Regions from separate parts of the Mus musculus genome. Here region 2 is linked to region 1. Evidence: chromatin loops called from intact Hi-C (ENCODE). Cell type or tissue: left cerebral cortex. All regions are shown on one strand. Links, peaks and the distances in the headings refer to the core of each region. The heading gives the core; the rest is flanking DNA.

Region 1 (17,036 bases), core at 7,146-12,145:
TAGAAATGTTTTTTCTCCTCTCCAATTAATTTCAGAACATGGCTAAGTTTAGCTCCTTGTAGTACATCAAGAAAAATACCTACCCTAATGTATCAGTTGTGTTTGGTTGTGGGAATGCCATACAATAAGCATATACAAAACTGAACCCCAATGTTTGTAGAATCATCCATTTATATCAAAGAAATGCGTGGATTAGCTGAGCTTGGCCAATATCACACATAAAGCTTACTTTTAGATTTGCAAGGTTGGTCTGTGGATCTGTAGCAAGTTTTCCACATGCATAGGCTTCCTGCAATGTCCTTGTGTAGCTCTTTCACTCACACATACCCATCAGAGTCTCACAGCAATGTTCAAATGAAAGAACTCACTATAAACATTGAAGCTTGGTTCAAGTATCAGCTTTTATCTCTGCCACCAGCATTCCATTAACCAAATGAAATAATATATCCCAAACAGAATAAGAAGCATAGGAATATTCATCCACTTTCCACCCACTGAGGCTGTAGTTCTCGCTAATCCAAGAATACAGACAATAATAGAGCCATGTGCCATGTAATCTGCACACCAGTAGTGTACATGGGGTTGAAGGGAAAATAAAGCAATATACTGGACATCTGCACTATGTATTACAATGAATTTAAAACTTTCGTCATTATGGCTTTGTTTACAATTACCATGGCATTTCCAAACACACCTCATCTAACTTACAGGTTTAAGGTAAGGGTCGGCAAATTCTCATCCATTGGTCAAATGTCCTTCATTGACTCTATAATAGTTCACAAACACAAGCTAGGTATAAACATTTTAAAACAAATCATTTTTAATGCCATTTTGGATTGAGTAAATATGTAGACTTCAGAATACAATGTCCATAGAAAACATCATGGGAGCATAGCAGTCCATATTGATATACATCTTCTCTGGAGTTACTGTCACTCTATCATGGCTGGGCTGATTTTCATAACAGGAACTCTGTGGATTATAATGCCTAAAATGATTACTATCTGTCCCATCACAGAAAAAGCATACTAGCCCTCCTGTGTTATAAGAATCACTTCACAGATCCATATAGACATTTCCAAAAAAGCCCTAGTCTGTTGATTCGGCCACTTCTTTGAGAGTCTTCAGGAAACATTTCAGATGTCAGGAGTCCTATTTCCTGACTTCTGGCTTACAGGGTCATCTTCCTTGCCCCCCTGCCCTTTATGCCATAGTCTTTATCATCACATTCGCTAGTTGTTGATTTACATCGTATTCTTTTCACTAGGTTAGACCAGCTTTCTTTTATGAGTTTCAATGGCCATTGCTCTATAAGGTTTGGTAAGGGGAATAAAAGAAAACACTTCTGGGATGACATCATTGTCTTATGCCTATGCAGGGGATGCCAGAGCTGCGGATCCCAGGCAAATCCCTGCTGGTGTGACCTAAGACTCAAAGCTCAAATAAACTCTCATCTTCAGCAATGAGTGGGTTGCTGGCTAATGAACAGCTATCCTCTGGTTATGAATGTTGTACATTGTATCATACTATGGACACATCCCTTACATTTTAGCAGTACTTCTCTATTTCATTGTCATTTGAAAAACTAAGTGTATTATTCTTTTCATCAAATCAGTAAGCATGCAGAATTAAAGCATGATTATAAACCATGTCAACTTTTCAAATACTCCAGCTTTTTCATTTTTAGCTGCTTTCAGTAATCTATATAATTGGCATAGTTAGTAGTCAGTAAGCTAAGGGGAGTTATTTTTCTGGAACTCTTCATATGTGGTTATTAAGTTTCTTCCTAACTCACTTTCATTGAGCTTTTTTTTTTTTTACCTTGGGATGTTTCTGTAAAGAGGAAGAGAGTCTTCAGTGAAGTTACAGATCAAACCACTATGAATTTTGCTCACAACTGCCAGCCACAAGATGTGCCCTCTGCTTGACAGATACTTTCAGGCTCAGACAGCAATTTTCTTAGCACTTCCTTGTCTCCAAATTCACCTTTTAGTCACTCTCCATCTCAATAGCTGAAACAGGCACTTTCACGTGTTTCCTCTCTCACATTGAATGCTTTACCTATGACTTCTGTCTCCACGCATGAAAAACTGCCATTCCAACATTCTGAAGCAGTTGTTTCAAGTCTGAACACATCTTGTCCTCTACATGACTGAAATCAAGAATGATTATAGCCAGGTACATACATCTTGCAACTACAGTCCTTGGCCGACACCACAATCTCATGTGCATTCTTCTCCTCTTCATTTAAATCAAGTAAGGGTAACTTTGCCTGGTCCAACAAACTCAGTGAGCCACTGGGACAAATGGCACTCACAGTATTAAAGCTAAACTCACCTTTATCCTTTGAAATTGGCCATATAAATTATATGTTTGAAAGCCAACAGCAAAATATTTGCTAGCATGGCAAGCCTTGGGCATTTGCTTATAAAATAATAGTACATGTCTTGTAGAACATGGCTTCCTCAAATTTTAACACTTGCCACCTCTTTAGAACTCAGAAAAGTTAGGTGAACCTGAAAATAAAGGTGTATAAAAAGAATGTGCAAATGAAATTGTAAATTACAAATACATTTATTTTCAAACAGTTTTTGGTATGCACATACTTCAACCACTCATTAAAAACAAGGTCAAATATGCTTACTAATAAGATAGATGTTCTTATTCATTTTTACATAAAGAATTTAGTAATATCTGAATATTGTACACCCCAGAATGTAGTGGATGACCACTAGACTTTTAAAATAATTGATCAGTATTCATCAATACTGCCATATAGGTGGTATAAAATAGCAGCAGTATGTTAACAGTCATTTAGAAATTGTTCCCCCCGTCACAAGCCAAAGTTATTTTAATACTTTTCAATATGAAACTCAAGTCAGCAACTGACAAAGAAAGTTTCATCTTAACTATTGTAACAATGAAATTCAGTTTGATAAGTACATACAGAGGAGTGGCCTTGAAAACTAACTATTAAAGCACTGTCTTCCAAAAATTAAACAATCATCTTTTGTAAAAGCAGGAAACTCTGGATGTCAGGCAAAAACCATTCACGTCATTCCTGTAAGGGGCGGAAGTCTGAGCTGAGAGGAAGAGCAGTCCTTATTGGCACTGCATGGTTCAACACTGTTCTCAGTGGTGATGTGTTCAGAACCAAGGCTACACTGGAGGTGCAGGGTGCCTGTCAAGCAAGCACTGTCAGAAATATCTCATTTATTATGCTCTTGACTTTGAATGAAATTCCATCATTGGCCATTCAGAGATCTCTTACTATTGCCAAGATTTTTTTTACATATATTTCATTTAGGCCAGGCCTACAATGTCCCCCAACAAAGGAATGGATACAGAAAATGTGGTACATTTACACAGTGGAGTACTACTCAGTTATTAAAAACAATGACTTCATGAAATTTGCAGGCAAATGGATAGAACTGGAAAATATCATCCTGAGTGAAGTAACCCAAACACAAAAGAACAGACATGATATGCACTCACTGGTAAGTCGATATTAGCCCCGAATCTTGGAATACCCAACGTACAATTCACAGACCATATGAAGCTCAGGAAGAAGGAAGACCAAAGTGTGGATACTTCAGTCCTTCTTAGAAGGGGTAACAAAATACTCATGAGAGCAAATATGAAGACAAAGTGTGGAGCAGAGACTGGAGAAAAGGCCATCCAGAGAATGCCCCACCTGGGGATTCACTCCATATGTAGTTGTCAAACTCAGGACACTATTGCAGATGCTAGGAAATGCTTGCTGACAGGAACCTGATATGACTGTCTCCTGAGAGGCTCTGCTAGAGCCTGACAATTACAGCCATGGATGCTCACAGCCAACCACTAGACTGAGCGCTGAGCATGGCGTCCCCAATGGAGGAGTTGGAGAAGGGACTAAAGAGGTTGAGGGGGTTTGCAGTCCTATGGTTAGAGCAACAATGTCAACAGGTCAGACCACTCAGAGCTCCCGGGAACTGGACCACCAACCAAATAGTGTACATAGAATACCCATGGCTCCAGCCGCATATGTGGAAGAGGATAGCCTTGTTGGACATTAGTGGGAGGAGTGGCCCTTGGGCCTGAGGGGTTTTGATGCCCCAGTATAGGGTGAGAAGGCAGGAATGGGTTGGGGGAGGTGGAGTACACTCATAGAGGCAGGGGGAGGATGAATGGGGTAGGGGCTTCCAGAGGGGAGACCTGGAAAGGGGTTAACATTTGAAATGTAAATAAAATAAATAAATAAATAAAAGAAAAGAAAAAAAGAAAAAAGAAAATGCTGAAATCAGGACTGGAGAAATAGTTTTCCAGTTAAGAGCACTTGTTGCTCTTCCAGAGGATCCAAGTTCACTTTCCAGGGCCCACAACCAATAACTATGTAACTCCCACTCCAGCAGACAAGACGCTCAGCTCTGGCTTTTGTGGGCACTGCACCCTTGTTAAAAAGACATACAAGCAGGTAAAATACCCACACATACAAAATAAAAATAAATACATCTTTCTTTTTAAGATCCTGGGATAGAGAAAATACAAATGAACTTGTTTCAAGAACACTTTGAAACTAAACTATTTATCATTTCATCGTGCTTTATTTAAAGAATGCTTAAGGGACGCCTGTACCAAAATCCCACAGAGTTTAAGCCATTGTCAGTTTAGATTAATAATTTACCTCAACCACTCTTCCCTTGCACAGCAGGGAGACAACTCCCTGTTTATAACAAGCTAGAGGAGAGATTAAGTGGCTGGTTGCAGAAGAGGCTCAGAATTTCCTTGGGGATACCAGAAACTGGCTTTTTTTCCCCACTGGGGGAGAGATGGGCTATAGAGAATATTGGTAACATAGCATGAGCAGTTCTCACAGAGAACACCAACAGGTGCACTTAGGTCTTTTGAGGAAACAATACCGAAGCATTGTTTTCTGTCTTAAAAAAAAAATCTGCTTTTGTTCAGCTGATGTTAAAATTGTGCAGTTGGTGTCTTAAATTCTGCAGGCTATAAAATGTGGTGGGAAGAGCCATATTCTAGACAAAACTAAAGCATTTAAAATGTCTTCTGAAGACTCTTGCACAGCAGAGCAAAGCACACATTGATCAAAGCATGGGTTCCCCAGTGTGAAGCTTTGAAGAGAAAATGTAACGTCCTAAATGTGCAACAGAGATAGCTGGGATGAAAGCAGGTGGGAAGGGGGGCCTGGGAAGCTCCTCACCTTTTATCGCCTGGAGCTCTTGACTCTTTCTGAGTTATTCATATTTATTGCTTTTACCATTTTTTTTTTTTTTTTGGCTTGTCTGTTTTAGCCTCTCCCATTTTTCTTCCGTTTTCTTTTGAAGGTAATAGCTATTGTAAACCTGCTTCACTGTTAAGAACTGAGGTATCTGCGGTAAGATCTTCCTTTTATAGAAACAAGGAAACGTTTGCTCTATGAAGTATTCAAAACTTACTCCAGCTGTCTAACTTCTAAGTTGACAATTTCGCCCTTTCTCACTTTGGAGCTGTGCTGTCAATGGAGAAAGATGAATTTGAGGCATCAGTAAAATATCATGTGCTGTTGCATAAACACAAAATAGTTAAAACTATATACTTACAATTCAAATTACATGAAATGCTGGATGTAGGTGGAAGTAGGCCATGATTTTGTAGCTTTAGTGTAGGTTAGTTTAGTTTAGTTGTTTATTAAGAAAGTCTTTTAAATATATGTCTGCTTCCTTCTTGTTTTATTTTATTTTGACTTGCTAAGAACCAAACTCATGCCTCTAGGCAAATTTTCTACCACTATGCTGCTCACTGAGCCTCCCACTCGCTGGTGGTGCATTCATTCAACACATACAAGTTCCTAGGATTTCATAGACAAGGCATGGAAATAAAGAACATCACCAGTTCCAAAAGAGCCAGCCCTTTCTCGCACTGATAGTCTATTGAGGTGTTACTGCTTACAGTATATTTTCAATAGCCTTCCTGGAAAATCTAGAGGCTAATAGATTAATGGTGGCAATAGGAGCCTTCATGAAAGAGTTCTAAAAATACAGTACCTTTCAAAGTCTCTGCTGACATGAAGGCCCTGCGATGACATTGAGATTATTGTGCTAGGAATATATTCAGCCCAGAGGGCATGCGCTAAATAAAACATGGCCAAAAATATCTACATCTTCCTTAGACTATCTATCCCTTGTCTCATGGCTCCAGCTTATCACCCTAGAGCCTTCTTTCATTTGTTTTAATAAAAATTTTATTCAGCCATATATATCTGTACTATAAAAATAGCCATGGTTATTTTCCATGTCTTATAGGTGACTTTTTTTTTTCACACCTCTGTAGTGATTGAATGGAAGTTACACTGAAGAGGGTATTCACATGTATCCAAGGGCTGGGGGCCTGGGGGGACAGGTAGTTTTCAGGCCATACCAAATGTTTAACTGATGATATTATATGAATGTTGGTTAAACTTTAAAATTTATACGTGACATTAAAAGGCAAGGATTTACAGTTCCTCCTCATCTCTTGGAAGATGTTGTTGCATTGCACATTCGTGGGTAACAAAAAGTCACTAAAGCTTAGCTACAGGCACTCCTCTGGGAATCTCTCAAACTGAGCCAGCATCCCTGCTGCCTACCTGCATCCTACAGTGTACACCACGCATGAGCTTTCCTCACTGCACATTTTGATCCTACCTTCTACATAGGCTTTTGAGAAACAGATTCTTGTTCTAACAGAACATTACAGTAGATGGATGTTTTCTGCCAAAATTGATGTACAATAGTGCTAATTAGTTACACTTCCTGAAAGAAGTGTGTGTGTGTGTTCATGCACTTGTATGTGTTTGTGCATATATGAGGAGAGTGTTTAAGTGATTCATTATGCAATGCTACAGCACAATGTTACTTATTCAGAAACTTGCTAAAAATGTAAAACTAAGTCATTCTAATTTTATCATACATGGATGTTTATGTTTAAATTACTATGGCTGTCCCAATATTCATCTTACTTGTCTAGGATAGGTAAAGGGTTTGAAAGCCCAATTCTAAGCAAGGCGATCTCAAAGTCCTTTTTGATTCTTTGGGGGGAAATTTTATATGTTTGATTTATTTCACAAAACTACAGTTAAAAGCTATTTTAACCTTTGAGCTTTTCTGCTCATATGATTGACAAGCCTTTCACTGTCACTTTTAGAAAGTAATGTATAGTTTTTTTCTTTAATTCTCTTCCCCTTATTATCTCTTTGTTGATGATCATGGATTTGCAGAACACATGCCTTTTAGTATCCATTCCTACTAACCTATCTGTATCATTTATTACATTAGCCCTGTGCATGTTTGGGGATTCAAGGTACATATTAAATAGACTTCAAGTTACAAAATTTAATTTCAAGGAACATTCGAAGTGGAAAGATGCTTGTTGGCACTTGGAAGACAGATGAGTACTTAGAAATTGCTTGTGTGGGGCAGTAACAGAAGGGACTGGTGATTGGTAGGATGGGGAAAGGTATTGTGATACAGACAGCGTGTAAGACAAAAACCTCCTGTTTCCTTGGCTGTTGAAAGAAGTTCAAATAAATCTGGCTGCAGGAGATTTTTGGAACAAAACTTGGGAACAAGATGTAGAAAACCTTAAATTCTGAGTTTAAGACTTCAAAGTTAGTTCTATGAGAAAAAGGTACAGAGAGTGCCCAGACTCCTACAGGAACTGAGAAGAGCCCCTGCCTAGGTAGACTTCTATTACAGATGGTCACCTGCACTGTGTCTCAGTTCTGTAAGTGGGTGGTGAAAAATTTGCTGTCCATTGGCTCTACAGTTTGGTCGTCAGCGCCTGGCCAAAAGAGCCAAGAATGAGCATATGGATCAGGAAAACCCATCAGATTATTAGGTAGTGTTTATGCTGGTCCAAGTACTGTTTTAGATGCATTAGATATATTGTCTGAAATGTATTCAGTTTTTAACTACCATATTTTTGTCCAGATTCAAAATTAGCCACATTTAGTCATCCATGGGCATATGAAATAGGTACTCACACACATTGCTATTCTATAGATTACAAAAACCTGAGCCACAATTGGAGTCACGTTGCTAAGGCAGCTTAAGGGATGAGCATACTGTTGCCCCTCAATTCAGCAAAAGCATGAACTTGATCCTTTGAATTGTGTGGCTCTCGTAATGACAAGTGCAACCACATGTCCTGTATCTACCACATGGCAGCTCTGGTTACAAAGATGGTCTCACTTTTCTTGCAAACAGCTGTTCTACCTGCCTTCCTGACCTTCTGATTTCTCTGGGTTCACTCATCCTTCTGTTGTGTTTTTTCTTTTAATGATCTTGGGTAGATACTTATTTGTTCTCTTGCATTCAAACTTGCAGTATTCAGAAAGTCCATTTGATCCTTTCTAGCAACTGTTTTTCACATTCTGTTGAACACCTTCCGTTTTCTGCCCAGACACCAAGGAGATAAGGTGTCTTCATTTATTGGTGCTCATTCTTTCCACATTTCTACTTCTGTCTTTATTCTTACCTGTCATTTTCCTTCCCTTGATTGTGTCGTTAAGGAGAGGATGAGGTGTTCTCCTAAAGGGGAGTCTAATTATCCTGCCTTTGCCCCTGGGCCTGCATGCTTCAGTTAGTTCAGCACTGTGGTCCACAGTGTGTTCATGATCCATAGTCTTTTATTTTTTCCTTTCTGCTTTCTGTTTTCTGCCTCATATTCCCTGGATGCCAAATTTAAAACTCTCTAGTTTGGAACGGTGGCTGGCAAATAAATCCAAACTCCCTTTCTTTGGGATGTTATCTGAATTCTCTTAATGTTTTAACTATAAACTTAACTTGTATATGCTTTGTCCTAATCTTTTCAAGCATATCACAGATTTTCCAAATCTATGCTGTAGGCTCTGCCAAACTAGCAGTTAAGAGAAACAAAGGCTCTGCCCAATGAGTCCAGAATGAAATGAAGGTGATGACAATGTATAGAATAAATAAGAAAGTACTATAATACATTTGAAATCAACATGAGTTAAGAAAAATAGGAGGTACAAAGGATATGAAGAAGTGGGCAGAAAAATGCAGTTTTTAGTAGGGAAGAGAGAAAGTGAGCCGCTGAGAAGTAACTTTTGTGGACAGTTTTGATGAAAAGAAAAGGGCAAGTCTCAACTCGCATCGCTGCATGGAGAAAACTGGTGAAGAGCCTCTGAGCATGGGGAGCATGCACATGTTATTTAAAACCTCACAGGAATATCAACCTGTCCAGACATAGTAGGTGAGGACCTGCAGCATAAAAGATAGCAGTATAAAATGATGTCACATGCCTACTTCCTCTCTATTCATCCAACTTCCCTCCTTTGAGAACTCATTTGATAATAGTATCTGAGGTGTTTACCTATTTATATAACACTCATATATCTTTGACCATGGTATTTATTGCTGTCCATTGCTTTATTATTCACAGATACACTTTTGCTTATGTATTATAGAAAGATTTAATCAATGCTTATTCAATAAAATAAAATACATCATTATAATAACTGATTTCTTCAAAAACATTTAAAATTTTTATTCAGTTACATATTCATTAGAAATAAGTAGTATTTAGTCAGTGTGTAGCAAAGTCTTTTTGATATTCCCTCCTTTAAGTAGAATGATATTTTGGGAATAGATTCTTTCTTAAAGCTTATGGATTCCATTTGTTTTGTACCTTGTTTAAATGTATAAATTGTGTTCTGACTTTTTTCACGTTTAAAAGGAACATCAGCTTCAGCCCTGCACAACTTCGAGGTTATGGTCACGATGAAACAAACACAATGAGGATGAAATCCAGTGTTTCATAGCCAAACAGATTTGCATGATCTTCTAGGGAATTTCAAATGCAAAGATGGCTTTATTTGAGTGTGAACCTCTTAAGGGAAAATGGCCTGTCAAAAGATATGCTCCTAAGTTTTGTCCTCAGGCCTCTGTGAACACATATTCTGATGTGCTGCGAGGGAACACCACAAAACTGGAGATGTTCTTGGCTTTCCAAAATAGAACGCTCCCCACTCCAACTGTGCTCATTAAAGGTCTCGGTAACACACACTGCAAAAAAATAAAGTGTGGGTTTAAATGACCAGACCAACCTCTGACTGTGGTTATTGCCCTTTTAAAGACAAGAGACAATTAATGTAGGCCAGCATTATTCTCAAGCCCTTTCCCTCCCACAGGCAGCTGCAAACGGATGGCGTGGCTTTCCTGTGAGTGGAGGTCCTTGAGGGCAAATATGTAACATAGACAAGAGCTGTAGTGATATATTTTTGGAGAAGTTTGACTACCTTCAATTGTGCCGAATGGAATGATGATAGAGTTTGAAAAAACACTTAGGCATATATGAGCGCCTAACTGTGCCTTAGGTTTGGTAACACTTCGACAGACCATTTAACATAGTATTTTTATTTGTAAGATGGGAATAATTAGCATGCATACCATAGAGGATAAAAACCTCCACCCAAAGCACATAGCAGCCATTGGGTACATAAGAATTGCTTCTAACTTCCTCCTCCTTATTATTGTCATAATCATCATCATCAAATTATCATCACCACCACCATCCTATCGTCAACACCATCATCACAAGCATGAGCCCTATCACCATCACCATCACCATCATCCCTGTCATCTTCCCCATTATCATCATCATATCTATGTTTGATCATCACCACTATCTTTATTCACCTAATCGCTAAAATCCTTTTAAAGAAAATATACTTTCGCACTTTTATAAAAATTCTACATTCCTAGGGTTCTTTGGGTTCGATGGGGATCTGGAAATGGTTTCCTGTGTTGGTTAAGCCATTCTAATTGCAGCAGACGGCAGTCCTCAGCAAAGCCCCCTAAGTTCTCCTGTCTGCAAATGGAGCACAAAGGATTTTACATTTGGCAGAGCACTCTTCAGTGACTTGAAAGTGTACCTCTGTGGGCATGCACAGCAGAAGCTCATCCGAAATACCAGGAACTTTGAAATGTGAAGTCTGACTTTTAAATCAAGTACATTTCTGTGCAGTGTTTTCTTTCCAACTTTCTAATTTTATTGCATCATGAATGTTCCAGCTGGAAGCACCAGTTAACAGTTGGTTTAAAGTGTTTAAACTTAATTTTTAATGCATTTTAAGATGTGTGTGTGTGTGTGTGTGTGTGTGTGTGTGTGTGTGTGAGACTGTGTGTGTGGATCTCTAGATTCACTGATAAGAAAAAACAATGTTGCTGGCTGCATTGCTAATTACCAACATTTACTGAATCCTTCTCTCTGTGAGCTGTTAGTTGTTTAGAGGTTAATTTAAAATCTGAAACTTTTTTAGTTGAAACTTGCCAGTCATTCATAATACAGAGCAGTCCACTTATATCAACCTATAGGGGACAATGAGTGCCATTAATTGAACCAATATCCATAGACCAGTTTGTCACATTTTCACGACTTAGAATATTGCAAACACACCAGGATGAAAATTCCTATACATAATTTCCTAGTGAGGAGTTAAGCAAATGGATTGAATTCATCTGGCTATACCAATTTGCCTCTAAAGAGGCAAATACTATAGAAAGTTCTAGTCTTCTCATAAGCACACATTCTATAGTGAGCATGACTCCAATAATATAATTGCATTACATTCCTCAGTTTCACAAACTGGTACTTTTAAAGTGCCTTGGCATATGCAAACTCATACTTACTCTTGCATGGATGGATCATTCCTGCTTTCTGGAGTAAAACATGTGCTTGCAGGGGCCATCATGGGATCCTGAGTAGATACACATCTTGAGCACAAGAACATTGACATACATTTTGTGTTTTTAGTTTTTGGTAATAAAATATTTGCCATCACTTTTTCTCAAGCCTAGTATGATGATCTAAATAATTATATATATATATATATATATATATATATATATATATATATGCATATATATATATATATATATGCACACACACACACACACACATACATGCTTGGAATTTGTAAGTATAACATAATACCTAATATAACTCGATTTTGGTATATAGTCCGGGGATATAGCTCAGTGGTACAGAGTACACATTCAATGCTTTAGGTTCTAAGTTCAAATGATTACAAAATATATGATCGTTCATATTGCAAATCCTTTAAGAGTGCTAAATATTTATTTTAACATCGTTTCTCTGACTTCTGTCATAGCAAAGACTTTGTCAAAATATAAACCTCCTTCCTGAGATTGCATGAGTTTCTTCCTGGTCATTACCAACTCTACACTGATAAATAATTTGAGTTAAATACTAGAGAGATGTTTCAGGTCACATTTCATCCTCTGTGTTACCATAAAGCCATTTTCCCCTCAATCACTAGATAAGCCAGTGTGTTGGTGGAGAGACAGTTGGCCAATGCTCAGGCTCAAAGCATAGGGATTCAGTTTGAGAAGAGCTAAGGAACATGGCTACCCTGGTCTGCATGTGGAAAGCTGAAACCTGACTATTTTGGGCTGCAGACATGTAAATTACATATTGCAAATAAATAATTCTTCCAAATATATTGCTCTATAAGTAGTGACCACTATCTTCATCTTGAACTAAGGTATACAACTTGTAACATAATGGCTGCATTTTCTATGCAACAAAATGTTATATGACAAGTCAGTTTAAACTCATTGGAGAAAAGAAAAGTGATATCTCTAATGTCTTCCTCTAAGATTTCAATAATTGGATTTCTATTCTAGGTTGACTCTTTTGTTATCGTTATTGTTCTCATTGACATAAGATTAATATTTTGCCATTATTTTGTCTCTTTTAATTTTCAAAAGTATCAACATGTGCCCATTCTGGAAACAGGCACATTTCTCTAAGGGAACTGAATTACAAAAAGTAGCATGTAATTTAGTCAACATCAAATATAATTTCTATGGCTAGGGAGATATATTAGGAAAACTAAAATAATATTTTTGCTCTGATAAAGTATCACCAGTATATGTAATGATTCTATTTTCACCTACAGTTATTAGCTGATATCATAGTGTTTGCTGTAACCCTTTTAAAATTCAAATAACAAAGTCTCAGATTTTCTATAATCCAACATTTTTGAAACTATTTTTCACATTAATAAGAAACTTTTTATTGTTCTTTCTCTGTTCTTTTCTAAAAAACAAGCATGCAGTGTTTGAACAGTTGGTAGACTGATTACTTGATTGTGCACTGTCTGTCATACATGATAACTTAGAAGTGTTAGAAATTCTAGTGCAGATAATCAAGTCAATACTCAGCTGGCTTTTGTTATTTTTGTGATAATGTGTTGATTAGTCACTGTAAGAGCTGTGTTGAAAAGTCGGTGGTGTAGGCCAAATTTTGGACATTTAATAGTATGAGATTTTCATTGCTGGATCCATAAAATAATGAGTGACTGTCGCCTAGATACTATGCATTATGCTTAAAGTTGCCTATGTTAAATATAAATGTGTATTTTGACATTTCTCTTTTATTGAAATCTAAGATTTTACTGTATACTGATAACCACAGTCATACACATATGTATATGTATATGTGTTTTTGTATTACATACACATATATGTAAATTTATAACAAGTCAATTCATTTTCTGACATTTCAAATTCCTATGCTCTAGCACAAAAGCTTAAATTCTTAATATCATATGAATTCGTCACTTTGGGGAAGTAAAATGAGCAGTTGCGTCTCAGCCATGGCATCGTGCTGGTCGAGTTGAAACTTTATGTTTCATTCTTCTGGTCCATTAAACTAACTATAAGCCAGGTGTCTCATGCATAAAGTAGAGATAATAATGATTCACAGAGTTAATAGGCATAAAAACATTTTGTAATGAATGCTTTTCTATTACTACTATTGTTGATATTTATCTCAAGCTACAGTTCATAGTCAAATATCAAAATTATTTTAAGGATGCAATCACCATTAAAACAATCATGCCCTCACCAATGATAACTCAGCTCCTCAATGGCTTTCTGAGCAACCTCTATAATATCATTTTTGAAATTTATTTTTGTTTTGAAATGAAAATATATTTCTCTCTCTCCAATCCTTAGCTTTATTTCTAAATTTAAAAATGCAACCTGCATGGTATGTAAGATGTTACATATATCTTCAGGGGTGGCCATTTTTTATGTCAGCAGCCACAGATACCCTACTGAATTCCAGGAAAAATGAGAGACCCCTCTATTTCCAAACATGAACCAAGCTGGTTTCCTTAAGGAACACAAGGCAAATAGAGAATGTGCAAATGGTTACGCCCTGAGCATTGGTGATTGAGGGGGAATCCCTAGAAGAGGTACACTTTAAGACTTTACAGGGAAAATAGAAACCATCCAGGGAGAATCAGAAGTTGAAAGAGGATGTTCCAGGCACAGAGATCACTGTTTGCAAGTGAACCAAAGTTGCAAGGAAGAGAATTACAGGCTATTTGAAATTCATGAATAATAATGTAGCTGGGGATGTGACTTCTTTTCCTTAAACTATTGGAACACATGTCGAGTTCTTTCTATCACATCTACAGAGCACTCTCTGACAGACTATCATTGCATAATTGTTGCAACTAATTTTAGAATATTTTAATCCACTTAAACAACTGATGAGTAATATTCCTCTGAGAGACAACATTTCATTGATTGCATGTAGAGATAAAGCATGATATTCAAGGTAGGAACCAGATGTCTCTATTTGATAGTATGTCATTAATCTGACAGAACAAAATTATATCGTACAAATTGTTTTAGCACCATGGCTAATCTATGCATACTATGATTATTAATAATAGTTTGAATTTTTCAGCACTCTGGCACAAAGGGGGAAGAAAGTGAATAGAAGTGTAATAGTATCTGATTTTCAAGGAGAATACTGTGTTTCTAACAACCATTAATTACAATGATGATATACCAAACACTGTTAATATTCCATGTAGCTTCATATTTTCACTGTTCTTTATTTTTTTTTAAAAAAAAAGAAAGAAGTGATCTTCCAGAAATAGTTTTATTTTTCATTGTAGTACTGTCAGGAAGATAAAACTTGGGTTCTTGGGAGATAGCTCATTAGGTAAAATGCGTGCCAAGCATGCATGACGCCTGAGTTGAGTTCCAAACATCCAGGTAAAACAGCAACACTTGCTGTTAAACCCCTGCACTCCAGTGCTGAGAGGACAAACAGGAGAATCCCTTGTGCTCTTTACTAATCCATGTCAATGGCCAGTTCTGAGCCAAATGAGAGACACAGTGTCAAAAATAAAGTGATTGATGTTAGTATGGAATTACATGGGAGGTTGTCTTACACATACACACACATACACACGTACATGTGTGTACAAAGCCAAATGCAGTAAAAAATAGCTTAAATGGTTTAATGCTATTAGTAATATTAATTTGACCATTAAGTTTCCGTAAATTTTGAATCTGGATCTGACATCTGAACCTGACTTCCAAACCTCACTTCAACTTGCTTAATTTCTGGTTTTGGGGGGAATAACGAGGCATTGTAAGATTAAGATATTTGAAGAAAATGCTTTCCATTATTTTTCCAAAATAGCAGCTAGATAATCTTGTTACTCCTGTCAGTGTTCTCATTTTCTGCTTAACTGTAATAAAAGATATCAATCACAAAATGTTAAATAAATTAGATAAAGAATATAACTGGATTTGTTTGAATATAAATGTTGCTAGTCTGTAAGAATTAAATAATTTTATATGGTATAGATAGACAGTTTATAAGAATATGTATGTATTTTTAAATTATTATCTAATTGTTTAGCAAAAGGGGCAAACACAGATCAAAACTTTTTAAAAGCACAACCCAGACACTGGAAATGAGCAATCACTATTTGACTATTTAATTAAACCAGAACTCACTGTTTCTTAAGATACCAAAACAGATTTGTTGTATCATTTTCATCCAGGAAAGAAAAAAAAAAAAAAACTAAGTACCATTGAAAGAGCAATTACTTGTCAATTTATTAAATAAGCTTTGAACGACTCAGAAAAAAGAAAGAAAGAAAGAAAGAAAGAAAGAAAGAAAGAAAGAAAGAAAGAAAGAGGAAAGGGAAAGGAAAGAAAAGAAAAGAAAAGAAAAGAAAAGAAAAGAAAAGAAAAGAAAAGAAAAGAAAAGAAAAGAAAAGAAAAGAAAAGAGAAACAGATAAAGTGTTGGGGGGAAAAACTGAGAACATCAGTTTTTAAACCTCTAACACAATCCCTAGGAAACAGATTCTGTTAGCCTATAAGAACCTGGGAGTCATCTTTATTTTCTAATATGGTGACAGCCAAAAAGCAAATGGGTTTTTAAAATAGAGAAGCCGTGCAAGTATTTATATTTTTACATGTGTAATTCTGGAGTCATCATGTGCCAGGGGAGAAATGGAAGTTCCCCTTTCTTGACTTCAGTCTCTTCCCTTTCCTGTGCCCACCAGAAATAGGTATTTTAAATCAGGATCTTTACAAAATAGAAACTCCCCAGCAGATAGGATTGCACAGAAAGGGGACCAGAAGTGTCTGTGTCCAGCTGTCGACTCATGAGAACCACCATCCCCCAAAGCTTCAGAAGAGTGATGCATGATGCGACAATAAACTGCAATGTGAATAGAAAGTATTCAAGGTTCAATTCCCCCAACTCCTTGCTGTGATGGGTAAATGTCTTACTCTCCTGCCTCAGGTTTGAAGAAGTTATTTCCCTGGCATGGTTGTTCCCCTCAGCACTTGTCACTTCCACCACAACAGCATTCGATTCAGCTATGGACATATGAATCTCACCTTGTGGTGTGAATATATTTGTGTATTAATTGGGAGAGCCTTGACAAGGAAATATATTGTATGATTATTTATGGAGCCTGTTTCTTTAATGACTCAAAGATTATGCTGTAATGTTACAGACGTAGAGGCCAACTTTAAGGAATGCTTGCAACCACAATATCTATGAATCCTTTTAACAAACCAATACACACACACACATGTATTCACACACACACACACACGTATTATATATAGCATATTAAAGTACGGTGTCACTATATTATATTTACTATACTTGCAAGTTGTTAAGAGATTTTTGTGTTTTCAAC
Region 2 (17,036 bases), core at 7,320-12,319, 100 kb before region 1:
CTCTTTCCTTCATCTTTAGTCATGTCATACTCAGTAACTGCTTGTATCTGCATTCTTCACCTCAATGACCCTTAGCATTCCTCCCTACTGCCCACTGAATTCTTTTGCCCAAGGATAACTCTCAGCACCCTTTCCTTCACCCTTAACACTTTCCTGTTTCTAAGGAAACTTCTGTACAGCATCAATCTCAGCTCATTTTAAAGATGTTCTTTAAATCCCCCCCAGGCACCTTTCCCACATCCCCTGACATTCCTTTCCATATCTCTATTACAATAATTTTGAAATAAGATTTTTGTAATGTGTTTCTAACCTGCAGTTTCTCTACTCAACATCTAACATTTTGAAAGTACTCATAGAAGTACTTGTTGAAGACTAGAAGAAATAGCACAAAAGTAGAAAAATGACTTTAAAATAGTTCAGGCACAAATATTTTTGCCGATGAAAGTATTTGTAACATCTTCAGTAATTGCTTCTACAGGAAGTCTCATTAATTCATTCATCCATTCTCTCTTTCAATTCCATATGCTGCTCCTTTTGGTAAATGTGAGAAATAAAAATGTAAACAACCTCTACTGCTGAGACAATTAATAATAGTTGTAATATAATGATAATTTGCTATGGTTTATTTACCTGGAATTCTCTAAAAATATGCACCTAATTACCTTTCATAATAAGCCTGGAATGAGAAATTTGAGTGATCAGAGCAGCTCAATTGCGTCCCAAACGCTGACATCCTTAACCAATAAGAATTTGTCCATGTGATTTTCCACATGCATATGTCATCTTATATCTAAGCCTTCCCTGCATTTGCTCCAATTACTCATGATAAAATAACTATAAAATCTTCCTTGTAATTGTTCTGAGCTCTTTTTCTTCTGTCACTCCCTCACGAGAAATAGGCACATCCTTATGCTGGTCTCTCCAAACAGGTAATTCTTCATTTTTTTTCCTTTTTATCTTTTTTCCTTTATACATCTTACCAAATGGAATAATACTGTAAAGTCTTTGTGGTGTCAAAAGCTCATCCCCAGTCATGCACTGAGGCCTGAGGCTGTCAACACCTCAGCAAGCAGCAGCGATATACCACCCTCTTGTTGTGGCTCCTTTCCTCTCCCCTTCTCTTTCTCTCTATGATTTAATTCCACTGGTAAAAAATGAACAAAATAGAAAATGCAGACTCACGTGTGGAAAATAGAATCAGACATCTATAGCAATCAAACTAAGAGATATTAACTGATAAATGATGGCATATATTGTCTGTAATCTACATTTCAAATATGCTCCTGTGCGTGCATATATGCAGATGGTCTCTATTAAAACAAGATCAGGACAGCATTATATGGATAGTTTGATTTCTTCCCTAAAAATGTGTGCCGAATCAAAATGTTTTATAATGATTGCATATTTTCCCCATAACCACAACACACAAATTACTGTGATATTCAATATATATTATATTAGAGAGCATAGGACATTATCAAAACACTTAAGAAATATTTTACGGATTCTAACTTTGTACAATTGTAAAGGCATGCTAAGAAAATATACATTCATTTTGCTTCTGTGGAGTATTCCTTTATACACAAATTTCTAGAAGCATAACTGTTGGATAAAATAATATATGGATCTAAAACGATGAGTTCATGTTTGGTACTTCTATTATATTTTACCGTCCAAAAGGGAATGTATTTTCTGTTATTTCTTGTGAATAATAATATATGGCTTTCCTTTTAATTTTAGTTAAAACAGTCAAAATTGATCTTATCTGATCATCAAATTTTAAACTCAAATGTTTACATATCCAAAATACCAGAAGCAATCAGTTTTATTACTTACAGAACATTGATGCTGAATATTGTTATATAGAGGTGGTAATGACAACTTCCTGAATAGCTAAATGAGCTGGCTAGCAAATGTCCATTTTCACACCAGAATCGTTCTCTCAAAAACTACCAGTCATGTTTACATTTTATTTTAGTAATTTACTAAGAGATTTTAAAGTCTCAGACTTTAAAAAATTAGTACCAGTTATTTAAATAATTTACCATTTAAAAATTAAAGAATTCATGGACCTTTGTCAATTTTTCCTGTGATATATGTTGAACTTTAACTTAATTTGCTTCCAGTATTTATTGTTGTGCATATAATATATGATGAAAATTTTGAGTATTGAGTTTTTTTCCATAAAATATAGATTTTTAAATAAATGTAGTCTTGCTCAGTCAAAAAGTTTGGGCTGTACAGTAAACTTACAGGAAATGAATACGGTAAAAAAAAAATAAATTGTATCACATGTGATATATGATGTCAAATAATCAAATTACACAGTGATGTGTAAGGAAAAACCCAAACTAAAGGAACAACACCATATTAGACAAACCACCATCCTTATCTACATATTCCTACATAACTCACTGTAAAGACAACAGGAAAAGACTATTGTCTTTTCAGCCCCCTTCCTTAACCAACACAAGCAGAACTCAGGCAGTTGGATCTCAGGAGCTGTGACACAATGCTCAAGTCCTCCCTCCAGGTGTTCTCTATAATGAATGTCACTTATCCAAGGCTCAGTAGGATTTATGCCTTCCCAGATTGCTCCTCTTAGAATTTGCTCCCTGAAAGAAGACATCCACAGAAAAGTCACTAATGATGTTCAAATGCAATGGTCCTATTAGCCAGCTTCTATTCAGTTCACAGTCTAAAACTACATTAGTCCTTTCTTCACATTTCATGCATCTAGAGTGAACAGAAGGTGTCCTACTGAAATTCCATACCTAACAACACTCATTATTTCAAATGTATTCATTGCAATGCATGTACAATGTGGGTTACACAACATTTATTTTAATTACTGACTCATTTGAAGATGCCAATAATTTTAATGATAAATTTCCTTTTGGCAAATACTTCATATTAAAGAGTTGTTATTAATCTTGGAATTTTGAAAATGTGAGCAATGCTGCTTCCGCTTTAAATATCTTCACCAAGGAAGAGTTTTATAATGCCATCTTGATTTTTTTTTTCTGTGCTAGAAAATAAATGTAAATGTCTGGGGAGCTTCATCTGTATTACAGAAATGACAATTTTAAGGGTAAGATGATAGACAAAGTAATCACATAAGCACTTATTATGTGAGAGTTGAAGAATTCCTGATAAAATGTACTTTGAATGTGAAGAACGAAGAGTGAAACCCAATCTTTTAAATGGTGTTCTCTGTATAATGGAATACCTGGAAATACAATGAAAGGTACTTCAGGTACTGCGTTTTCTTTTCACAGATCTTATATATACTCATCACTCCAAAAATAATTCAATAAATATATTTTTCAGAGTAATGACATATTAATATGACTAAAGATTCCATTGGTTTCTAATTCCATTGGTTCTGAACTAAAAATAATCCTTCCCCAACTCAGTTTAACAACAACAACAAAAGAGAATTTCATCTTTTCAGATAGAAATCAGTTTCTAAATTTACATTCACAGAAAGTAATATCTTGTTAAAAAGTTTGAAGATTAAGGTAAATTATTTCTGCCAATTGATATGTAGTTTTCTAATTTAGGGTAGCTATATAGTAGACATGGTTTTAGGATATTACATAATATTATTAATAATATTAATAATAATTGTAATTTATTTTTTAAAATATGCTGCTACTTGTATAAACCGATGGCATGAGGGGTTTTTTTTTGTTGTTGTTTTATATAACAGGGAGAGAACTGTCAAAGAGATCTGGAAGAATCCAGAACACAGGTAAAAGTAGACTGAACATGGCCAGAAGAGTGGACAAGGTCAGGGCTTCTAAGAAAGGAAGAACAGCAGAGAATACAGTATAGAGGAATTTTAATCCAGTAACATGGATGCTCTGATCAGGGATCACATCCAAAGACTTAGGTCTATGTGATCCAGCTGGAATGACACACCTTTAATCCCTCTGACTGGAATATTCGAACCCCCTTAGTACATAGCTTTAATTCTAAACAATAAAGGCAAAGTTAGTTTGTAAAAGGATGCAGCCATGTTTCAAAGTGATTTCTAATTGAGTGGCAGACAATGTGATCAATCAGAGATAGATTTCACAGAATGAGTAAGAAATATGGTATGCCAACAGACAGAGGGGAAAGGGCTATTTAACGGCAGTCCAGAGTCAGTCAGTTCAGTTGAGTTTGTGCAGTTTTTGCAGTTCTGTTCAGTTCCTGGTTGGTCAGCTGAGTTCAGTCAGTGTAGAGGAGTTTAGTTCAGTTGAATTCAGTTCAGAGGCAGTTTTTATCAAGACAATTTTACAGAAACAAGTTACAGACTGAATGAGCTAGACTCAGTTGAAAATAGAAGGAGCCAGAGCATGAGAAGGAGCCAGAAGATTAGAACAAATTTCCAGAGTTAGTTTGAGGACAAGCAGAGCAAATCAATGAAAAGAAAAGAGAAACGAACCCCAGTTTGAATCAGTCATCTTGGAGAAGAGTTTTGAGCCCTACCAGCCGAGTTGAACCAGACAGCCAGAGTTCAGAAAGAACTGGAAAGGGTAGGTTTACTGACCAGTTAGATGACAATGAAATCTGGTGAATAAATGCAGCTAGAACAATAGAGAAAAGCTGTTTTCTGTGAGAAAACAGAAGCAAAGAATAGAGAAAAACAGAATAGCAGTCTTGTAAGGAAAATGAGTACCTGGGGAAAAGGGGAAGCCCCCAAGCTAGAGCTAGAGGGGGTTTAAGGTAGAGCAGGAGGAGTAAGAAGCTGAGAGTCTAGCATGAACTTTGAAATAGGTAACAGGTACTTGTAACACAGAGGGAGCCCTGAGGTGAGCATGTGCTTTGATATGCTGATGCATAACCCAGGCAGACAAATGTCCCTTCTTCCAGAAGTAAAAGAACTACTACTCCCTTTGGCAGATAGGAGCCAGGTTCATAAGTTTCTAGGGGGATGCTGGCTGTTATCTGTCAGAAATCCTCCTACAGCCCAGGTTGACATCATTTCTGGATATTTTGGAGTTCAGGGAATTGGGATTTCCTTTAGACCTAACACTACTCTTTTAAAATATTTCCTTTAAAAAAATTCTACCACACCTGAAGAAGTAGGTACTTTATAGTTTCCATTTTAAGGATTGAAATCATGAAGATTAGCTTGCTTTCTCAAGGCTATGGAGACTGTCTGGAACAACCACCATCTGAGCATCCTTTGTCTTCTTTCAGAACCTATAACTGAAGGTCCCTACTACACCTCAGTCCACTCTGAGCCCTTTCTTGCAGATGCAGGGCCATGCCACACTCCATACTCATGGGGACAAATCGTCTCTTAACAGAAAATTGTAAATAATTTCTGAATTCACAGACTGTGGTGGCTATTCATAGTTGTCAACTTGACATCTATTCTACCACTACTCCTACAACCAACACCACTACTGCCAACTGCACCTGGAATTATCTAAAGCACAAATGGATGAACACAGCTATTAGCTACTTTTTCAAAATTAATCATTTAAAGTGAGTTTGAGGCCTCAATTCTAATCCAAATCTTAAAGGAGTGAAGCTACATCTTCAACCTTCTTCTAGAAGTCACTATAATACTATTATATGGCATTGAAGAAGGAAGAAACATGCTCTCTATTTGCCTACTTCCTTTATTTTCACAAGCAAGTCCATTTCTTCACTGGCATTAGAGACTTCTTCAGGATTCCAGTGCACACTGATGACCACCTAACATACCCAGCCTCATAGACTGGACAACCTCTAGATTCTTGAAACTTACTTTGGCAGACAGATATTGTTGGACTTGCTAGACCACAGCCAGTAAACTACACACACACACACACACACACACACACACACACACACACACACACACACTATAGGAATACAAAGTTATGATCCTATAGAGAAACTTGATTAATATACAGAGATTTTTACATTTTATTTTGGAGACTTTAGCCTTTACTTACATGTAATTATAAACACACAATTCTTGCTATGCAGGTTATAAGATCCATCCACACTTTAGTGCAAATAAGAACAAGAAAAGAAGTCATTCCACTACCCATTCACAGTAATGGTTAATAACAAGTATACTATGACTCTCTGATTATATATATATCCATCCTCTGAGGGGTCTTTACACAGAGCAGCTTCAACATGCTATTTGTTTAAATCACCGAACAAATTAAAAACAGAAAGCTAACTCTCTTAGCCCATTCAGAACTTGATCGGTCATTTACTTCCTTCATAAAGTGATAGTTTCTTGCCTAGATGTTATAAAGAAAGGTAACTATGCAGACCATTTGGTATTGGATAACTAATTGGGTGTGCTCCCCTGGGAAAGAAGGGTTAAGGCCTCTTGTTAGCATATCTGCTGTAGCTGTTCTTGTTTAGCTCAGATTTTGTCAGTGTTTATGGATATGTCTTCTGACATTCTTAGAGACACAAAGAATCTCAGAGAAAACTCCCTGATCCTTTGTCTTTTACAACCCTTTTGCCACCTATTCCACAAAATGTACACACAAATAACATTGTAAAGATTGAACGTGTTATACTTATGTATTTAAGAATTCACACTCACACACACACCCGAAATGTAACAAAAATAATGAAGAAGGAAGCATGATTTTGAAAGATCAGCAGGCATGTATATGGGAGGGTTTGGACTGAGAAAACAGAAGGGATAAATCATATACTGCAATCTCAATAAATAAATAAATAAAATAATTTCAAAGAAAGAACAGAACATCCAGTTTCCTGTTACAATTTATTAAGTCATATGCCTTCCCTTGTTTTTGTTTTTGTTTTGTTTTGTTTTGTTTTGTTTTGTTTTTGTCTTTTTGGGTTTTTTTGCATGTGTACATAAAAGAACTTTCTACAACCACTGAAATTCATTATCCATAACTCTATCAACAGAAAAATAAGAACCATGGCTGTAATAGATACTATCAAAATGTTCATGTTTGTATTTATAAAATCACAATTCTTGACACGTAGTGAGTGCAGTATGAGTTAACATATACAATGTGAAAAGGAATAAAGTTAAAAACTCATGTAACACTATCAAATTCGAGAGGGAATGCGTAATCTCACCTGTGACTGAATAAAAAAATGAAAAATAATTATGACTCCAGTAAGTAAAAATAAAACTAGCATGATTTTTGTTAAACTATGTTATCCCTGGGACTTTAACCTGGAGATATTTTTGTAACACTCTGCTCATTCCTCCTTAATCCAGGATACATGATAAGCAAGACAAATCACATTTACAGCGACAATGCAGACAAAATTGGAACCTACCTATTTGTAAAAAAATATGAAGATGAGAATATACAAATACCATAGCTAATGTGACTATTTAACGAAGTTTTCAAATAGTATTCTTTTTGAAGTAAAAGGGCAGTTATTGATAGTTAAAACAGAAGACGAAGGAAACCCAGAATGGATATAAGCATATTGCATGTACACACTCTAACCACAACATGTATCTAGCTTCACTTAGCAGGTTAAAAAAGTACACTATTCTTATTTTGAATTTCATTATTTTATTTTATTTTTTTATTTTATTTTATTTTATTTTATTTTATTTTATTTTATTTTATTTTATTTTTTAGGTCTCCCAATAATATGAGTTGAAAAAATGTAGCCTCCCATTCTTGCAATGCCTAAAATGCTATTGTGTAGACAAAGACAGTATCTAACAATCTGAAGGAATGAGTCAGAATTCCTCTAAAGAATGCATTGCACCTGCTGACCTCTTTGAAATAAGACTGCAAATGAATCCCTCTATAAATACGATGTTGACTGTTCTTAGTAAAGGGAATTAACCTTAACCATTCTGTGAACCATCGTGAGTCAGGAGAGCAGCAGTAGACTTAAGGTAAAAAGATTGATTTCATTGTTGAATTACAACACTCCATTAAAGGATATCTTCGACTTTCAAAGGATCTTTATCTCAGACTATTAAAGTGTGGGTTGTGCATGGTATACATGCCACCTTCTCTTTCCTTTGGGGTCTTCACCAGGTCCTGACTCTGTTCATTATTAGTACTGTAACCTGGTGATAACATTGTTCTTGGAGTATAAATGTTGTTCTATGAAAGATGGAATTTGAGTAGAAGGAGGCATTCTCTGGATATTTGAGGCTAGTGGCCTGCCAGGAGAGAATTGCCTGCTTTCTAAGAAACACAAATATGCATGAATTAACAAATTAATACTTTGCATTAGACAGTAGTGAGCTTAAGTACTGAGCTTACATAGCAATAAATCTCTTCAAATTTCAAGAGGAAAGTAGAGACATCAAAAAACCTAAATGAGACCAAATGAAATTGCTTTTCAGAGGCATGGTAAGCTAAGGTGGTTGAACTAGAATTATATTTGTGTTTTTGTAGTGTCCATAAAAAGCAATTGACAAACAGAAATATTATCTTCGTGACAAGTGTAGTGAAAAACAAATCTAACCTTTCAGTTACAATCCAAAATAAAGAAAGCAAATCTCTGTGAATTACAATAGTTATCAATATTTTGCCCTGTCTTCTGGATTCCACTGGCTTTTCCTTTGAAATTGGCCTTGGTTGTTGAGAACATTTTATGTACTGGAAATGTTACCTAAAGAATGTAAAGAAAATAAATGGATGTCTGAGAAGTTGTCGCTTCCTCCCATCTATTTTTTTTTTTTTTTGATGATTTATGGAATGTCTGTGACTCGATGTTTGTTAAATAATAAACAAAACAGAAAAATCAAAAGATCAAAAAACTAAATACATTGCAATTTTTTCATAATGTTAGGATATGGGAATTGCACTGTGTGGATTGTCATTTTTTTAGCTCAAAATTGTTTGCTTTTTTAATTAGCTAAAGTGGGGTTGAAAAAACAATAGCCACACCTGCAGCCAAGATGATTTTTAATTTTGCATCCTCTTTTGAAAATGCACCATAAAAGAGCAGCACATGAAATTCATGGGCTGAGATCTTCTACATTGCCTTATTCTTCACTTTTTAGTCCAGAGACATTAAGAGATATTATCCTACTTAAGGATTTAAGCAAAGAAACGAAAACCCAGATGTTACCAAAATATTTTATAATTAAAAGAGAATTTACCATTATTTTCAAATAGCAACAGACAGGACATTGGGCAATTGCAGGAATGAATAATACACGTATTTAATTTTGCTATTATCAGTTTAATTAGAAGTCTTTAAAAACTATATGTACCTACACAGGAGTTGCCAAAAACCCAGAAAACAAAATAAAATAATCAAACAAACAAAAAGCAAGTAATTATATTAATGCTCATGAGGTCCTTACAGAAATTAAACTACAGTAAACTGTTACATTTGCTGTTCTTTCTCCACAGTGGTTTGGCTTATGTGGGTTTACATTTCTTAAATTATTTATTATTTTGATGAGCCAATTAAATTTACATACAATTGCTGATCTCTCAATCTTAAATATCTTAGTATTTTTATCTGTTAACAAAATTAGCTCTTCTGGCTATTTCTTCAAATGAGACATTTTTACACTGAGGTAATCTTACTATTAGCATCTACCTTTAAATTCTGCAAGCCATTCACATATAATCCTTAAAAACATTTGATTTTTACAATAAAGGATTAAATTTGTATCATATATTAACATTTATTAAAGTGTGCTCTTTATTTCCTTGAACTTCACCTTTCTTGAATTCCACGATGCTAATCTTTAAGGGAATAGGCACAGTGACCTACAAAACGTGCTCTATTAGTTCATTTAAAGACTCTTTATGGCTTGATTCACTCTCCAAGATTTTTACTATTTTTATAAATGTTGTCAGGCTTTTTGCTGAGTATTTCCCGAAGCTCCTGAGATCAATGTTGCCTATTATTGGAAATTTGTGTGAATCATCACTTTGTATGCCATTCTTTTAAAAGTTTTAACAAAAATTTAAAAGCAAGAAACTTGAAATACCTTCTTACGTAACAACAGTAGAATATATTAAACCAAAATATGCATGATTTCAGTAGTAAAATAATTGTTAATCAATTTAGAGTAGCAAATGACAAGACACACAGAAGGGAAGTTGGCCCAAATTCACAAAAGGAAAGTTCCAATATTTTAATGGTGTCCAGCTCTGCAAACTTGATCTTTAAACCTAGACAAAGTGATGGGAGACTCAAATTTCCATAGGTATAAAAATTTCCATGGAAATAAACAAATTTGGAATATCTGAGTTAGAAATAGAAAGAAGAGCAGAGTTTATGGGGCTGCTATAGTAAGAATTATTATAATGCTCTACTAATTGTGGTGGTGTCATATCTGTAATGATGTGGATAATCTGTCCAATGGACAGAGTACATTATCAGATTCACAGGAATACAGCGAATTAACTTTTGATGATAGTATCAAAGTAATTAAATAGGAAATACTGGTCATTTCTGCAATAATTTCTGCAACGGCGTATATGGGAAAATATTAGATCGTGGTGCATGGTGTTGTACTATGCAAATAAAGTATTAATTTGAATTGAAATTTGAACATGAGGAGCTAAAATTATAAACTCCTTGGATGAGTATAAAACTTCTTTGTAATTCTGAAAGATAAGGATTTTTTATCTTTAATCCTACAACTACTAAACATGAAAATAATAATAGAGAGTTAGACATGTTCAAATTTGAAAATTTGTGCATTTCAGAAACAGTTCCTTAAAACCATTCAGGTAAACTGCATTCTAGTTTTAAGTCAGCTGAACAAAAATAAAAAAGAATGAAATTTTAAAAAGAAAGTAATTTGCTAGGTATGGAATGCAGGATGGCATGTTACACAGGAAGCAAACACAGATGGATTGTGAATTTGAGTCCAGTGTGGGCTACAATGTAAATTCTTACCTCAAAATATATTGGCTTTATTTCAATTTTTTAAAATTTTATTTAATCTTTTTTTTACACTCCAGATTTTAACTCTCTCAAGGTCCACCCTCTAACTGTTCCACATCCCATATATCCTACACACCCAGTCTCCACAAGGATGTCCCAACTTCTCCACCCCTCCCCATGCCACCAGACCTTACCAGTCCTTGGAGTCCCCAGTCTCTTGAGGGTTAGATGCATCTTTTTGTTGCTCCATTGTAGAGTACTAACTCAACAAGGCACTTTTATTTACTACCTACCAACACAAATAAAAAGTGAAATAAAACAAACAACAACAACAACAACAAAAACAGTGACAAGCTGAGAGAAAACATTTTATACATTTATATATCAGCAAAGGAATTATATCGTTTTTATGTGAGCATTTTAATATATAATATAGTGTTATATATAAATATATTAAGTATTTTATGTCCCTAATTGGAAATGAAAAGATAAACAACAGAAATAAAAGATTTAGAGATTTTTTTAAAGAACAATATATTTTAGCTAGTAAGCACATGAAAGTAAAAACACAATTATAACATAGCAAAAGAAGGAATTGAAGAGGTGGCTTAGCAGTGTAGAGCACTGGTGGCTCTCTCAGAAGACTGAGGCCTGAGTCCCAGTAACCTGGATTGTTGCTAACAGCCATGGCTCTTTTCTGGCCTTCATAGGCACTAGGCACACAAGAGGGATACAAGCATATATACAGCCAAAACACTCACCCACATAAAATAATAAGTATATATTTTTAAAAAGTAAGATATTCAAGACCCACTAGAAAAAAAAAAGTTGACACACAACTAAATCTCAGTGAGATTGTGGAGTCTTAGAGACACTTTAATGTTACCCTTCGCATTAGAAAAATGGGTCGTTTATTTAAGAAACTATTTAGTGTTTCAATGAAGTTAAATATCTTATAATCCTCTTTTAGATTCATCTAAGGAAAATGAATGAATACAACATTTATGAAAGGTTCATCACAGATTTCATTATACCCAAGTATGTAAATCAGAAAAAAGTACATCATAGGTAAATGTATTATGATAAATCTGTAAAATTGTACAAATAATATTGAACAATAGTAAACTACTGATATTTATTATGGCATTATCAAAAATAAGTTAATTCAATGTTATTAGGGAACACTCACAAAAAAAATATCAAACATTTCTCAAAAGCTGTTGCTATGTGAGGTGGTAAAAAAACAAGAATTGATACTATGGCGCTCCCATGATATGAAGCTTGAGATTAAGAAGAACAAGGCTGTTATGATACCAAAAGAAAACGTGGTTAATCTTTAGGGTGGAAGGTACAAGCAGTCATAAAGGGAGCATCATGAGATGTTAGGGATGGACTCACACACACACACACACACACACACACACACACACACTCACTCACCAGTTACTTATTTTTGTACTGTAGAAGATAAACTTCTCTTCAATTTAATAAAGTCATCATTTGCTTGCAGAATCAGGCTATCTTTAATTATGCAATCATGACACGAAATCCAGTAAGGAAAATTCAATTCCGTGCAGGATACAATTAGCTTTCATTCAGTATGCTACTGCTTTGAGCTTTCATGACAGTCTGTGTTTTATTTTCTTTTGTTGTTGTTATTTTACTTGTTTTTTAAAGTTAAAGGATATTAGAATATGCTGGTCTAACAACCAGGATTTGTTTCCTCGGTTTAGAAACTTAGTGTACACCTACTGATCAACAAGTCGTTTTGTTTATTCTTCCTTGTACCAGTTTGGAATTTAATAAAGCCTCCAAGGAGCCATCTCAAATGTTCTTCACACCCATGACCTGTTTAGTGCCCATTCTTATCCTTTGCACCCATGGTTAGTCATAGCCTGAATCCAATATTCATTCTTTTAAAACTATTTAAACCAACTGTATTTAGTTCTTTCTGGGTTAGTAAATGACATATTTTTCAGGGGCTCGATTTTTATTCATAAGTGGCAAATGGGTCTTTAGTAATACATGAGCCCTTCAGGCTAGGGTACTTCCTATTGCTTTCTTCTTACAGTTTTCCAGATTATATTATAGGAAAGGGCAGAAATGACCAGTTTAAAGAAAGTCAGTTTTTCTTTGATGCAGATCAAAAGAGTGCTACTGAAGCAAAATATAATTAGTGAAGGAAGAAAACTAGATCACTAGGAATGGAGAACCAATTTCTAAGTAAGATTGTTACTTCTGAGGGATGAGGTTCTGGATCCATTTGGATATATACTTCAGGAGATGCACACACATTACTTCTGTGGTCATCATCATCTTCAAATGCAGAATGGCTGACATTCCTTGAGGAGAGAAACAGACATGATTAAAAACACAGTTAAACTTGATGTTATCAAATAATCATAGAATATGTATATGTGTGTGTGTGTGTGTGTGTGTGTGTGTGTGTATGTATATGGCACATAAAACTATTTGTAATGATTAGAACCAATTAGACATGTTCAACATGCAAAATTAACAGTGTGTGTGTGTGTGTGTGTGTGTGTGTGTGTGTGTGTGTGTGTGTGTGTGTGTTTTAAATTTTAAGGATGACATCAATGCTCATTTGTTTTCTTCCATGACATCCTGGACCCTTTCTTTGCTTTCTGACATCTCACACTATTCCAAATGTGTGTTTCTTACTTTCATTACTTTACTTCTAGTAATTTCAAGATTATCTTGAAACCACGTCTGAAACCAAGTGCACACACGACTGCATCACCTCCTAAGGCTCTTCTTGATGGTGGTGTATTTGTTCATATTCATGGCAGTGAGAGCTTCAGTTATGTGCTGATTGTGCTACTACAAGCCACCAACACTGAGTGAACAGAGAATTGTATCTTTCTTGCCAGGTTCATTTGTCTCATGTTTAAGACATTATCATTCTGATTACATCTATCTGCTTGGATAAGTTTCACTAGTTTAAACTGTTGGTTTTACTGTGAAACTTAATTCTTCCAACTATGACCTGAATTGGTATGCTTGAATAGGTTGGATGTTAAGATATGTAGTCCCTCCTTTAATTGTAAGCACTTCACCTGGACTTGTAATCTTGCTATTTAAACTACTTAAAGAAGTTACCTTCTCTGTGAAACACTAACTGACAAAGTATGAAGATATAGTTCATATCAGCTCTGCAAGTACTGGAAAATCAAAATTAAAACAGATCTAAAGAAGCAGATGAAGAATCAAATATAAGCAAACAGATATATGATCCCAGAGGGAAAGCAACCCACAGGTTGAGAACCACTGCTGTAGAGAAAAAAAAAAAGGGTAGACATTAGCTTCAAGGTTATCAGAAATGAAAGGAAGGATAATACAGAAAAACAAAAGAGACTATAGCTTCCTCCATTTCAAAGAAAGCATGTTGGGATGTTTCTGGCAAGAGTAAATTCAAGGGGGTTATTGAAATTTGACACTGTGGTGCCATACAGATGGATTGTTTAGTGTGAAAAATGTTTATTCCTTAGGTCTGTTTACTGTCCTATTTGGATCTGAGAGGAGAGTGATGAACACAAGATAGCAGGACACCCTAATTGTCTCTAGAAAAAAGGCAGAAGCCCTGAAACTCATTCCCCCTCATCGTGTGAGAACCCTCTCCTGACAGCTACACAGATGAAAGTGCTCTCTAGATAACAGGCCTTTGTTCCACACAGCAGATTTATTTTTTCAGAAGTCGAAGCCAATACTTGAAGCCTATTTTTTTCCTTCCCCACCTTGTCCGTTTGCTAAAGTAACTAGATTAAACCTCCTGGAAAACAAGATAATAACAATCAATTCATCTTCACCCTTCGGTCAAGCTGGAACCTTACGTAGAAGTGTAATGCTGCAGGTTTGCAATTGCCTTCATAGAATTCCATTTACTGATGGTATAAATGAGCTTCACTGTAATGTAGGACTTGCCAATTTTTGACATAGATACTTTGGCAGAAAGGTCTCTGAATTATCCATCAGATATCATTTCAGAGTTTGTTTATCAATCAAGTTGACATCAAAGGAATCCACACTCACCAGTATTTTAAGACATTAAAATGCTGGAATCAATTGCTGACTGCTAGGACGTGTGCTGGTGGTGTTTGGACAAAAAAACCTGCCCCTAAAGTCTACTGAATAGGTAATGTATTGTCTGCCTCCACTATAATCCTTCTTTCCATTCATTACCCCCTTCTTTGCACTGACCCTTGTTTTACAAAGGTGGAGACCAAGGTAACCTATCATAGGCCACTAGGTCCCTGAACCTGGCTCTGTATTTTCCAATTTCTAAGGCAGTGCTGTCTTCTTCCTTATACAGTGAAAGCTCTCTCATCTTGTTCATTTTCTCAAACAAGCAATATCCTTACAAAAATCGATAAAGATTTAGTTTCCTTTCTGTAAAGATGAGGACTACCTGGATGGAATTTCAAATCAGTCCTCCCCGAGTCTGAGGCTATCAGATAGCTTTTGATTTCCTCATTGAACATCTCTTTTGCACCGGCATGTGCTTTAAAACAACCTTTCTGACACCTTTTTTATTCGAGTATAACACAGGAGGCATATGAATCTATAAATTGATTTAAATCTCTTGAGAAGAACTAGTGCTATTTGTACTGTATATTAAAATAGCAAGGTATTGCTATTTGCCATAATATTCCACTGCAATACTCTAAGGAAGCCATACCTAATGTAGCATCTACAGAAGCATTAAACATGAATTGGAATACAGATTTGTTTGTGTCGATGGACTTGATTTATTGGGCTTTTTTGAGCCCATGCAGGTGGTTTTGGGGTAATGAGCTCCTAGTTTTAGGAAACGCTGTGCCTGTGTCCATAAGAAAAGCTAATATTATCAGTAATTATGCTGTGAAGACAATTCATGCTCAGGGTGGAAGAAAAGCTTAAATGAGGACCATCCATTGTCGTTACAACCACACTTGGATCCTGTGCCTCTGTTTGTGTTTTCCTGGGTACCATTTTAGAAAGTGACTTGTTAATACACTCCTTGGAGAGTACTCCTCATCCCAAACACCACGCTCCTGCAAACTTGATGCCCTCCCACCTGTGCTTATGAGGTTGGAGGAGGAGTGGCAGTTCCAGCAGCCCTGTTAATATTGTTGTCTAAGAAAGAATTTTTTTTTTTGTCAGAGGTTTGAAAGTATGAAGTTTTGCTTACCCCTACCTTCATTTTGAGGTGTCCGTTTTCATTGGCTTGTTTCAGTGTATGTGTGTGCTGTTAAGGTATTTCTGGATTGGGGTCTCATTTGTATTTTATTGAAAGATATAGGTACTTCTGACTTGCTTTATTCATCTTTAGTACCCAGGTAAGGGTGAATCATTAGAGGGAAAGACATGTCCGACATGGTATAAAGCAGCTGGTTCCATGCTACCAAAGTACTATATTAGAAAATCTTTGAGAAATCTGTGCACTTGACTAGATTACCAAAAACAGTTTTCAGGGCAAATCATGTTATACTGTCATTAGCAGCTATGTATTGTATTTTGTATCTTGGCAATGAAAATACATGTTTTGGCATGAAAAAAATCGTAAAGGAGTTTATTTGGAAATCATAACAATGATTTTGTGTCTCCTGACTTATATGAGGGGAGGTGTGGAACCTCCATCAGTACGGAAGGCATTGGCTCACACCAAACAACTCAAGACAGGTCAGAATACGAGCTATAATCTGTGATGCTGCAACAGATTGCTACAATGTACTGGACTGCTCCGCAGGCTTTGTGCCCAGAATAGTATGGATATAGTTGTATTATTCACTAGTCAATTGGGTCTAGTAAACTAGAGTAGGTTGGACAGCATTAAGAGTACTTTGATGCATGGTTATCTAGAATATACACAAGGTATTATCAAGATTTGGAATTCATGGCGTAATTACTATACTAGTATGCATTGTGTGTTTTATGTGCAAATATCACATCATCATTATTCTGCAATAATTCGTCACACAGAAGGAATATTCTGTGACAACAGTATAGCAAGGCTTATTTCTGTGAATGATAAGAAATTGCATAATTAACTAAGCCCAACATTGTCTCTCAATTATTAGACATTATGGTGACACCAGGATTTTAGACATTTTTGGAAATGAATACAATTAGTGCTACAGTGTGAAGGGTTTTGTTTTTTCTATTCTTAAACATAAACATATCTCCATTAGCAGAGGTTTATGCAGTAACTTTATTTA

What was found. A loop is a pair of places that touch in the nucleus more often than their neighbours do. Peaks named below come from ENCODE experiments on the same cell type or tissue, not always from the same donor. Only the 100,000 strongest peaks of a DNase experiment are listed, where the experiment ranks them.
Region 2: a loop joins it to region 1, with 2.0 times the contacts of the local background. A loop is called at or near these places in 2 of 42 quality-filtered maps.

Annotation. Positions count from the first base shown.
Region 1 is chr2:63,052,524-63,069,559 of GRCm38, reverse strand. All of the region lies in intron 2 of Kcnh7 (potassium voltage-gated channel, subfamily H (eag-related), member 7), which reads left to right. Among named protein-coding and RNA genes, the nearest start is that of Gm52513, 93 kb to the right of the region's middle. In left cerebral cortex, for the core only: no CTCF peak of the experiment used is centred there; DNase peaks (open chromatin) are centred at 10,096 and 10,989; H3K27ac peaks cover 1,506 bases.
Region 2 is chr2:63,157,274-63,174,309 of GRCm38, reverse strand. All of the region lies in intron 2 of Kcnh7 (potassium voltage-gated channel, subfamily H (eag-related), member 7), which reads left to right. Among named protein-coding and RNA genes, the nearest start is that of Gm34110, 18 kb to the left of the region's middle. In left cerebral cortex, for the core only: no CTCF peak of the experiment used is centred there; no DNase peak of the experiment used is centred there.